2 separate regions of the Homo sapiens genome follow, and region 2 is linked to region 1. Evidence: chromatin contacts called from ENCODE Hi-C data. All regions are on one chromosome and are shown on one strand. Each heading gives the region's core, a stretch centred on a gene start or an enhancer-like site at or near the end of the contact. The rest is flanking DNA. Distances are from core to core; before and after follow the strand shown. Region 1 overlaps LOC105373622 (a long non-coding RNA gene). Region 2 holds the start of CCNT2-AS1 (CCNT2 antisense RNA 1).

What was found. Hi-C counts contacts between places; a loop is a spot of excess contacts on that map. Pooled maps may share reads with other maps.
Region 2: a map with no recorded cell type shows a loop between it and region 1 (9-fold over the local background). The contact joins the promoter of CCNT2-AS1 here to the enhancer-like site in region 1. A Hi-C loop is called at or near these places in 1 of 168 maps with a recorded cell type or tissue (naive thymus-derived CD4-positive, alpha-beta T cell), 1 of 37 single-sample maps with no recorded cell type and 4 of 50 pooled maps.

What each region holds. Positions count from the first base shown.
Region 1 is chr2:132,273,918-132,279,396 of GRCh38, forward strand. LOC105373622 (a long non-coding RNA gene) reads left to right here. Exons shown (of 3, transcript XR_923341.3): 2 at 2,127-2,218; 3 at 2,659-2,982. Among named protein-coding and RNA genes, the nearest start is that of MIR663B, 20 kb to the left of the region's middle. Within about 2 kb of position 2,719, at least 2 of the 41 ENCODE cell types and tissues checked have a DNase peak (open chromatin) inside an H3K27ac peak, as active enhancers do.
Region 2 is chr2:134,915,990-134,920,893 of GRCh38, forward strand. CCNT2-AS1 (CCNT2 antisense RNA 1) reads right to left here and starts at 2,617. Exons shown (of 5, transcript NR_036549.1): 1 at 2,574-2,617. CCNT2 (cyclin T2) reads left to right here and starts at 2,833. Exons shown (of 9, transcript NM_058241.3): 1 at 2,833-3,023; 2 at 3,821-3,902. The coding sequence starts at 2,866. RefSeq lists enhancers at 1,743-1,792, 1,802-2,475, 2,553-2,712, 2,863-3,132, 3,343-3,432 and a silencer at 2,473-2,542.

The sequences.
Region 1 (5,479 bases), core at 1,469-3,968:
ATCCCAGCTACTCGGGAGGCTGATGCAGGAGAATCGCTTGAACCCGGGAGGCTGAGGTTGCGGTGAGCCAAGATCGCGCCACTGCACTGCAGTCTAGGCAACGAGAGAGAAACTCTGTCTCAGGAAAATAAAATAAAATAAAAATGGTCTGGGCACAGTGGCGCATGCCTGTTGTTCCAGGTACTGTACTCTGGAGGCTGAGGTGGAAGGATCCCTGGAGTCCAGGAACGTCCACGCTGCAGTGAGTGAGTTACGATGGCACCACTGCCGGGGTGACAGAGTGAGATGTTGTGTCTAAATCAGTCAATCAGATCACTGGAAGTCGCTCTCTGTGTCTTACTTTCAAAGGGTGTCTCTTTAGGCCAAGCAGGCACGGTGCCTCACGCCAGTCATCCCAGCAATTTGGCAGGCCAAGGCAGGAGGAAAGAAGGAAGGGAGGAAGTGAGGAAAGAAGAAAAGCAGAACGGCAGTAAGGCAGGAAAGAAGAAAGAAGGAAAGAAGGAAAGAAGGAAAGAAAGAAAGAAAGAAAGAAAGAAAGAAAGAAAGAAAGAAAGAAGAAAGAGAGAAAGAAAGAAGAAAAACAAAGAAAGAAAGAAAGAAAGAAGAAAAGAGAAGAAAAAAAAAGAAAAGAGAAGGGAAGAGAAAAAAAGAAAACGGGGAGGGGGCATATCTCCTTGACTGGTGATGGCCCAGGATACAGTGGGTCACGGCTTACTGAAGCCTCGACCTGTGGGACCACAAGTGATCTTCTCCTTATCTCAACCTCCCGAGTAGCTGTGACTACAGGCGGCCATCACCACACGCAACTCATCTTATAATGATATTAAGATTCTATTGGGACAGGGTCTCGCTCTGTCATCCAGGCTGGATTGCCCTGGCATGATCTCAGCTCATTGCAACCTCAGCCTCCCTGGTTGGAGCAACTCGCCCATCCCAGTCTCCTGAGCAGTTGGGATTACAAGCCCACGCCACCAGGCCTGGCTAATTGTTTTATTTTTCAGAGAGACGGGGTTTTGCCATGTTGGCCAGCCTGGTCTTGAACTCCTGGCCTCAAGTGATCCACCCGCCTCGGCCTCCCAAAGTGCTGGAATGACAGGCATGAGCTACAGTGCCCAGCCCAGATAATCTTTTTAATAAATTGTAGAGAAGGGGTTTCGTCAGCCGACGGGTGGAGGGTGGGGTGGGTTTTACTCAGCCTGCGTACTGTGAAAAGAGTGAGTGAGTGTGGTTTGTGAACTAGATGTGGAAATTGTGTGTGTGTGTGTGTGTGTGTGTGTGTGTGTGTGTGTGTGTGTAGGAGAGAGAGAGAGAGAGACCAATCCCACCATGAGGACCTGGAAATGGTGTTTGATTTGGGTCCTTGTCTAGTCACCTGTCTGTCTGTAGATGACTGAGGATTCCACAAATGAAGGTCAGCAGTATCTATTGAGCTGTTTCTCCCTCTCATGCGTCTCATGTGTGTGGTGGAGAAAGGGAAGAAAAGAGGTTCTGATGTGAAGTTGTCTTCAGGCCTGAGGAAGCTGAAGTCAGCCTGATGGGAAGGAGGGCATCCTATGTGACATTTCCATACCTGCGCACCCTTTACAATGCTGGGGCTGCCAGCTCACCCTGTACCTCAACCCACCCCCAAGAACAGCACGGTCCGGGGTGGTCCAGTCTCATCCCATCCGGCCCACGCGGGGCATCTGGTGGAAGTCTTTGCCGGAGGATTCGAAAGCAGCGTCAACGCGCTTCCCCTGCCGTTGCCTGGCAAAGGCCAGCTGTGGGAGGGTAGCGGGACGTGATGGGGGCTTCCGCCTCAGAGCTCCCTGAAAGGTGGCAGGTGGCCAGTGGGGGACGCTGAGGCAGAGACGTCTGGAAGGATATAGATCTGGAAGCCGCGTCAGTCCTCTCCCATACCTCTCCTATGGAAAATGCCATGGCCGTGGTGGGAGCCTTGGCTGGGGGAGAAGCGAGGACAAGGGGGAGAGGGAAGGAGGCCCTCAGGAGGATTTAGCCCTGAAAACCCACTCAGCCAAGCTCCCGCTGTCTTTTTGGGTCCAAGGTACACCCTGGGAGACGGCAAGAGAAACGTTCACTCCGTGCTTTTTCTCTCTTTATTTTTTTCATCTTTTCCATTTTACAAGAGATGCTCATTTCAACAACCAGACAGTGGATGTGACAGGAGAAGTGTCAAGGCCAGGAGTTTGAGACCAGCGTGAGCAACCGAGCAATACAAGTAAGAGAGCCCAGCTGAAGGAAATGAAAAAGGAGGAGGAGGAGGACCTGGGAGGCTGGGGGTGGGGGTGGGGGGGAGGAGAAGGAAAGAAAAAAAAGAAAAGAAAAGAAAAAAAAAGAAAAACAACCACCAAGAAAGTTAAAATTCTCCAATGGTCAGAAGTTCAAGACCAGCCTGACCAAGATGGAGAAACCCCATCTGTACTAAAAATAGAAAAATTAGCCAGGCATGATGGCACATTGTTGTCATTCCAGCTACTTGGGAAGGCTGAGGCTGGAGAATCACTTGAACCTGGGAGGCGGAGGTTGCAGTGAGCTGAGATCGTGCCATTGTACTCCACCCTGGGCGTCAAGAGTGAAACTCCGTCTAAAGAAAAAAAAGAAAGAAAGAAAGAAAGAAAAGGCAGATTGGTGAGATGCGTTTCAAAATTTCCTTTCCAGTCCCTATACTAAAAACGGAAAGAACCGACACATGAGAAATATGACCAGAGCATACTGTGCCCAAGAGTGTCATCACAGCACTCTGGGAGGCCGATGTGGGAGGATCGCTGGAGCCTTAAAGTTTGACATCACCTCGACATGTGAGATGACACCTGCAATAATAATAATCATAGAAGTTTAAAAATAGATTATGTGTGACAGAGCATGGAAAACAAAGCGAGAGTGCATCCGTACTAAAAACAAGATGATTGATAGACAGGCAGGCAGGCAGGCAAATATAGAATGAGCCAGGTGCAGTGTCTCACGCCTGTAATAGCAGCAGTGTGGGCGGCTGAGGCAGGCAGGTGGATTGCTTGAGAACAGGAGATAGAGACCAGCCTGGGCAAGATGATAGAACCCCGAACCCCATCTCACTCACATATATACATACATACATACCTACATACCTACCTACCTACGGAAAACATGAGAAACAACATAAAAGTCAACCGGTGTTGTGGTGCATGCCTGTAGTCCCAAGTAATGGGGATGGGAGAGATCAGAGGCAGGACAACTGCTTGGTCGGTCCAAAGCGTTGAGGCTGGGGTGATCCTGGGCGACAGAGACAGAGGAAGACCCTGCCAGTAAGGAAGGAAAGAAGGAAAGAAGGAAGGAAGGAAGGAAGGAAGGAAGGAAGGAAGGAAGGAAGGAAGGAAATAAGCAAGCAAGCAAGCAAATGATGAACATGACAATGACATAGAATAACCCATGACAATAAACAAGCAAATAAGAGGGTATGAATAAAGCTAAAAGGTAATTAAGATCACAATCAATTGTTTTCTCCCCACCCCACCCCACTCCTCCTCACCCCACCTCACCCCACCTCACGTAAGCTGGAGTGGAGGTGCGCGATCACAGCCCACGTTAGCCTCTGCCTCCCGGGCTTAAGAGATCCCTGTAGTCCCAGCTACTTGGGAGGCTGTCACCAGGGCCCAGAGTGAGAAGACCAGGCAGGCCCAAAAAGGAAAGAAAATAAGCGAAAATAAAAAATAATAAATGAAAGAAGGAAGGAAGGAAGGAAGGAAGGATATACATACACATGTATATGTAAATGAAATGGGTTTTCATTTAATACATATTCATACATTAAAATTAACATTTATAATATAAACAAGTATTAATTATGGAAATATCTATATAGTTTTATCACTACATATTTATGTGTGTGTATGTATGTATGTGTGTATGTGTGTGTGTATATATATATATAAATGTATGTTTATACACAACAGCGTGCAGAAAATAAGATTGAAGAAAAAAAGGAATTGGCCGAGCTTGGTGGCTCACGCCTGTACTACTCCCAGCACTATTTGGGAGGCCGAGGCGGGTGGAAGGTCAAGAGTTCGAGACCAGCCTGGCCAATATGGTGAAATTCCATCTTTACTCAAAATACAAAAATTGCTGTTCGCTTGAACCCTGGAGGCAGAGGCAGCGGCAGCAGTGAGAAGAGAAGGCACCACTGCACTCCAGCTCCAGCTTCAGCCTGGGCGTCAGAGCGAGACTCCATCCCCAGAAAAAGGAAAGAAAGAAAGGAAAAAAAAAAAACACACACAAGACAAAACCAAAAAAACCAAAGGAGGAAGTATTACTGACTGACAGCAACAGTGACTCCCTCTGAAAAGTACGGCGGAAGCAAACAAAGTGGGCCTGAAAAAAATGTAGGAGAGGGAGTTCCACGTGGTCCCAGCTCCACCAAAGGCTGAGGCTGGTGAGGGCCACCCGCGCGTGAACGGGGATAGGTGCCCTCACATGGGTGCGCTGCACCATCCAGTGGGACCGCCACTGGCCGCCTGCTGGTCAATCTGGGACACAGGAAGCCGCCGGCTAAGTCCGGAGCTCGCTGGCAGCAGCTGATCGACCCTGGAGGTTCCGACTGAGATGCGGACGCTCCAGATCCGGCTCATCCCAACAGGCACCCCTGCACACCTCTCGGTCCAGAGGGCCTGCCGGTCGACCTGGGACATGGCTAGCTGCCAGCTGTTTCACACCCTCAGGCAGCAGCTGGTCGACCCCAGAGGCCCGACCGAGGAGCAGCCACAAGTGGAGGTTGGCCATGTGTGGCCAAATTCTGACCCAGAAGCAGGTCGTCTACAAATGGTTTAGCACCAGGTTCCCCACGAACGTGTGTTGCATGACGGGCAAGGAGGCCACCTTTCCAGCCACACCCTTCCCAGGAGGAAGGGCACTCTGCACCGGACCCAGTCCTAGCACATGGTGGGGCACACCCCACCAAGGGTGAGGCAGCCCACCAGCGGGGGTGGGGAACCGGCTAGCCAAGGCCAGCCAAGGCCAGCCAAGGCCAACCAAGGCTCCACGGTGCTGCTGTATCCTTCCGCCTGGGCAGGATTCTGACTTAGAGGCGTTCAGTCACAATCCAACAGACCGTAGCTTCACCCCATTGGCTCCTCAACCAAGCACATGTCTGAACTTGCCATTCCTCTCATGCTGAGCAGGATTACCATTGCAACAACACACATCACGGAGGGTAAAACTAACCTGTCTCACTACGATCTAAATCCAGCTCACATGCCCTATTAGTGGGTGAACAATCCAATGCTTGGTGAATTCTACTTCACAATGATAGGAAGAACCAACATTACAGGATCAAAAAACATCCCTATGAATGCTTGGCCGCAACGAACCAGTTATCCCCTGTGGTAACTTCTGATACCTCCTGCTTAAAAACGTCAGAATGATCGTCAAAGCCCAGCTTTCAGTCTGTATTCGCACTGAAAATCACGATCAAGCGAGCTTTTGCCCTTCTGCTCCACAAGAGGTTTCT
Region 2 (4,904 bases), core at 1,367-3,866, 2.6 Mb after region 1:
ATTCTTCTAATCTATGAACTCAGAATAGCTTTCTGTTATTTAATCTTTTTTTGTTTTCCATTAGAGTTTTATTATAGTTTTCTGCATATAGATCCTGTACATATTTCAGATCCATATCTTTTTTTTTTTTTTTGGAGATAGAATCTTGCTCTATCACCCAGGCTGGAGTGCAGTGGAGTGATCTCGGCTCACTGCAACCTCTGCCTCCTGGGTCCAAGCAATTCTCGTGTCCCAGCCTCCCAAGAAGCTGGGATTACAGGCATGCACTACCGCACCCAGCTAATTTTTGTATTTTTAGTAGAGACAAGGTTTCCCCATGTTGGCCAGGCTGGTATTGAACTCCTGGCCTCAAGCAATCTCCCACCTTGGCCTCCCAAAGTGCTGGGAGTATAGGTGTGAACCACTGCGCCCTGCCTAGATCCATATCTAAGTACAGGTTGAGTATCCCTAAATCTGAGAATCAGAAACACTCCAAAACCCAAAACTTCAAGCCCCCACATGACATTCAAAGGAAATGTTCATTGGCGCATTTCAGATTTAGAATTTTTGGATTAGGATGCTCAATGGCTAAGTTTATAATTCAAATATTTCAAAACCTAAAAAAACCTGAAATCCAAAACACATCTGGTCTCAAGCATTTCAGATACGTGATACTCAACCTGTATTACTTTGGGAGACGGTACTATTGTAAATGGCATTTTTAAATTATAAATTCCAATTGTTCATTGCTGGTGTATAGGAAAACTGACTTTTGTATTCAACCTTATATCCTAAAATTTTACAGAAGAAGTTTTATGTCTTCCTTCCCAATATGTATATACTTTTAATTTACTTTTCTTGTTAGCTAGAACACCCAGTACCACGTTGAAAAGACTGGTGAGAGGGGACATGCTTGCCTTGTGTCAGACTTTAGGTGGAAAGAATGTAGTTTCTCACAACAGAAACAATCTATTGTTAGCTGCAGAATTTTTGTAGATGCTCTTTATCAAGTTGAGGAAGTTCTCCTTTATTCCCAGTTTGCTGAGTTTTTATCATGAATGGATGTTGAGGATGGGCACTTCTTTTATTTGTGTGTGTGTGTGACAGGATCTCACTCTGTCACCCAGGCTGGGGTGCAACCTCACCTCTCAGGTTGAAGCGATACTCCCAAGGAGCTAGGACTACAGACGCCACCACATCCAGCTAATTTTTTAAAAAACTTTTGTAGAGGTGGGGTCTCATTATGTTGCCCAGGCTGGTCTAGAACACTTTGGCCTCCCAAAGTGCTGGGATTACAGCCGGGAAACACTGCACCTGGCCAAGGGTTTGCACTTTTAAAATGTTGCTTTAAATCAATCTATTCCAGAAATTGTAAGCAACATAAAACGTAAAGCAAGGGAAGTGAGTATGAAATAGCAACTGTTACAAAAACTGCCTACTATAATCAATATTCTTGTGCAATGCAGTATGCTGAGCGTGGGAGCCCCATAACAATCACTTGCCTCCATGGTCTTTGGCAAATAGATATTACTTTATTTTTTATTTTCGAGACAAGGTCTTGCACTATCGCCCAAGCTGGGGTGCAGCAGCGAGATCTAGCTCACCGCAGCCTCCACCTCCTGGGCTCAAGCCATCCTCCCACTTCAGCCTCGGGAGTAGCTGGGACTACAGGCGCGCCACCAAACCTGGCTAATTTTTGTATTTTTGGTAGAGACGGGGTATCGCCATGTTGCCCTTGCCCTCGAACTCCTGACCTCAAGTGATCGGCCCACTGGACCTCCCCAAGTGCTGAGATTACAGGCGTGAGCCACCGTGCCCGGCCTCCAAATAGTTAAGACTTTAAACTTAGAAACCCTATTCACAACACAAACTCCGAGTGAAGCTCAGTGGCATTTTCTTACAGGAAGAAATACAGGAGTTAATCAACAGGTATGTGGGATGTTCCCACATCAAATCCTAAAGATAAAATTTTAACTCAGTTCCTCCTGCACTATCTGATTCTCCCCAACCTTGTCTCGCAGAAACCACAGCGCAGCCTGAAAACACGCCCCGTCTAGATTCAACACCTCATTTAGAAATTCAATTTCTCGTTGCTAGTTGGATAGCGTTTGCCAAGTAATTTGAAAAAATAAAAATAAACCAAGTGGTCTGGGATTTAAACAAGATAATGTAGGGTGAAAAAAGCACTCAGGTGCGGACAGCCATGGAGCGTGACTTCCTGTGCACTCTTTCCCCGCCAGCTCAACGCCAGAGCCGCGCGCTAGGCGGAGACTGTTGGTGGCGGAGGCCGGAGTCGCACGCCTACGAGACTGCGCGGACCCGCCCAAAAGGAAAATGGAAGTAGTGGCGTGAGGCTGCGACAGTGAAGGTTATTTTTCTCTTTTTAAAGGGCCGCTAGACCTCCCGTCTAAAGGAAGCGCCCGACGGGCCTCCGAAGTACACGCCCAGGCCCCCACAGCGCAGCCGCCCGACCGCCTCTCTTCACACCGGCCAGAGTCCACCCTCTCCCACTTTCCCCTCCCCTCCCCTCCCCGCCCCTTCCCTCCCCACCCCTTCGCCCCGCCAACCCTAGACCCGGCATGCGCTGCGCCGACCTTTTCCTTCCGAGCCGACCTCTCCACCTTCGGCGCCTCCCAATGACAAGCGGCGCGGAGCATTGTGGTCCCGTGCGCAAGAGCGAGGCCGAGGGCAGAAAAAGAAAGCAAAAGACTAGGGCGAGTCGGTAGAGCGGGCCCCGCGCATGCGCAAGGGCGGAGGCGGTGGTGAAAAAGGGTGGTGCGTGGTCTACGGCGAGCGGAGTGGGGCGGGGTCGCGCGCCTTGGCGGGGAGTCCGCGAGCCAGGAGGGGCGGGGGGTGAATGAAGGAGCGGGCGGAGGAGGAAGTGTCATGGCGTCGGGCCGTGGAGCTTCTTCTCGCTGGTTCTTTACTCGGGAACAGCTGGAGAACACGCCGAGCCGCCGCTGCGGAGTGGAGGCGGATAAAGAGCTCTCGTGCCGCCAGCAGGCGGCCAACCTCATCCAGGAGATGGGACAGCGTCTCAATGTGTATCCTTTTCTGTTCGCCGCCGCTCACGCCCTGTTTCCCTTGCCCGGTCGCCGGGCCTGGTGCCCCGCGAACATGGCGCCGCCGGCCTCGGCCTTCGCTGGGCCTCGGCGCCGCGGTCAGGGAAGTAATGTTCCGGCTCGGGCAGTCGCGAGGGGTCAGCAGAGGAAGGGAGGAGGAGATAGGACCCCAGGAATGCGGGCCAGGAGCCTGCGTTGTGTAATCTGTTTGGGGCAGCGCGTGGTGGTGGCGGCGGGGGTTGGGAGTGTGGCTCAGGCGAAAGAGGAATTTTAGGGATTATTGCAGAAAAGGGGCGGCTCCCTGGACTTGTCCCTGACCCCGAAGGGTTTGAGAGGTAGGAGGGTTAGCGATGCTGAAAGGCCTAAGTGTTTGCCGCAGCCTTTCCCGGCTCTCGTCGCCGGCTTGATGGCGGCTCTCTTCTACCTTGGGAGCGTACTGGAGTTCTTTATGTTCTTGGCGTGGTTTTGTATGGGTGTGTGCGCGCGCGTTTCAACTGTTTCATTTTGAGTTTAGTTAGTCGTAGCCATTGATAAATAGTTCCAGGGCCCTCAGCGCTGTTAGAGTGAAAAGATCAGCAGTTCTTATTCCCATTTATTTGGCGTCAAGCCTATTCTCTTCCTGCCGCCCCACCCCCCGCGGGCATTTATTTCTTTATTTCCAGTTTGGGGTTTGGATTTGAATGGGAGGTATTGGAAAAGAACCTGGGAATTTTCCATCAAAATTGTTCTGGGAATGAGATCTTGCTTTTGTCAGATATTTCCTAAATATTACGTTCCAGCTCTCAGCTTACAATAAACACTGCGATTGTTTATATGCACAGGTTTTATATGCACCATTCTTTCACCAAATTCAACAAAAATGTAAGTACTAGTTGTCTGTTTTTACTGTCCGCAAATTTGAGGGTAAATCGATACGCAGAAAAAAAGTTGGTCATTGCGTTGTTGGATTTAGTGTTCTGAATTAACGGTAAACGTATATCACGTGATAAATATTTTGCTTCAGATGCGGTGTTTTTGTGTTTTTAAAATTTATGATGAATTAAACTGCAAGGCACTGTTAAGCTCTGCCAGGCCTTTTAAGCTAAAAAAGAAAAACATTTATTTCTTTACAGAGTTATTACATAGGTTTTCTTCATTTAAATTCTATACTTAACATTTGAATAATTTCAGTAGTGATGTACAGTGGAATTGGGCAAGCCTGGTCGTTCTGTGATACATCTTAATTATGTTGGACTCATTGTTTAAAAGACTGTCAATTGAGATTAAATTAATTATGACATTCTTTTGAAAGAGCTATTTAGTAGAAATAATTCATTTCTTCATTTGCTAACCTAGTAATTTCTTAAGATGTCAACGTTTCTGTTTATCACGTTAGCATCAGTTGTCTCCTAAAATTTTGGGTGATTCAAACGTCCACTCTTGCTTCAGATATAGTACGTCAGGAGTATGTTTATGTATTATTAGTAAAATTTACACCTGAATATTAAGGTATATAACCTGTAAACCTTGACAAATAGAGTAATGGCATTTTGTTGAAATGTTAATTTCATTTATGAAAGATACGAGTTTGGTGTATGTTGAGTAACACGCATACTGTGTTGTGTGTGTTAAAGAAAATTGCATATTGTTTAGAAATGTTTAACTCTGCTTTAATTCTGTCTTTATTTGTTACTTTTTATCATAGTTATTTTTAGAATATTATTCTGAAAGGTATGTGTAGAAAAATGGACCAAAGAAGACTTTCTGCTATTTGTGGATAGTCATTAGGACTTATTTGCTAAGAAAACAATCCTAGGAAAGATCCTCAGAATATTATTTTTGAAATGGAAGGAAAGGCTTCATGGTTTAGATTGAGTCCTACCT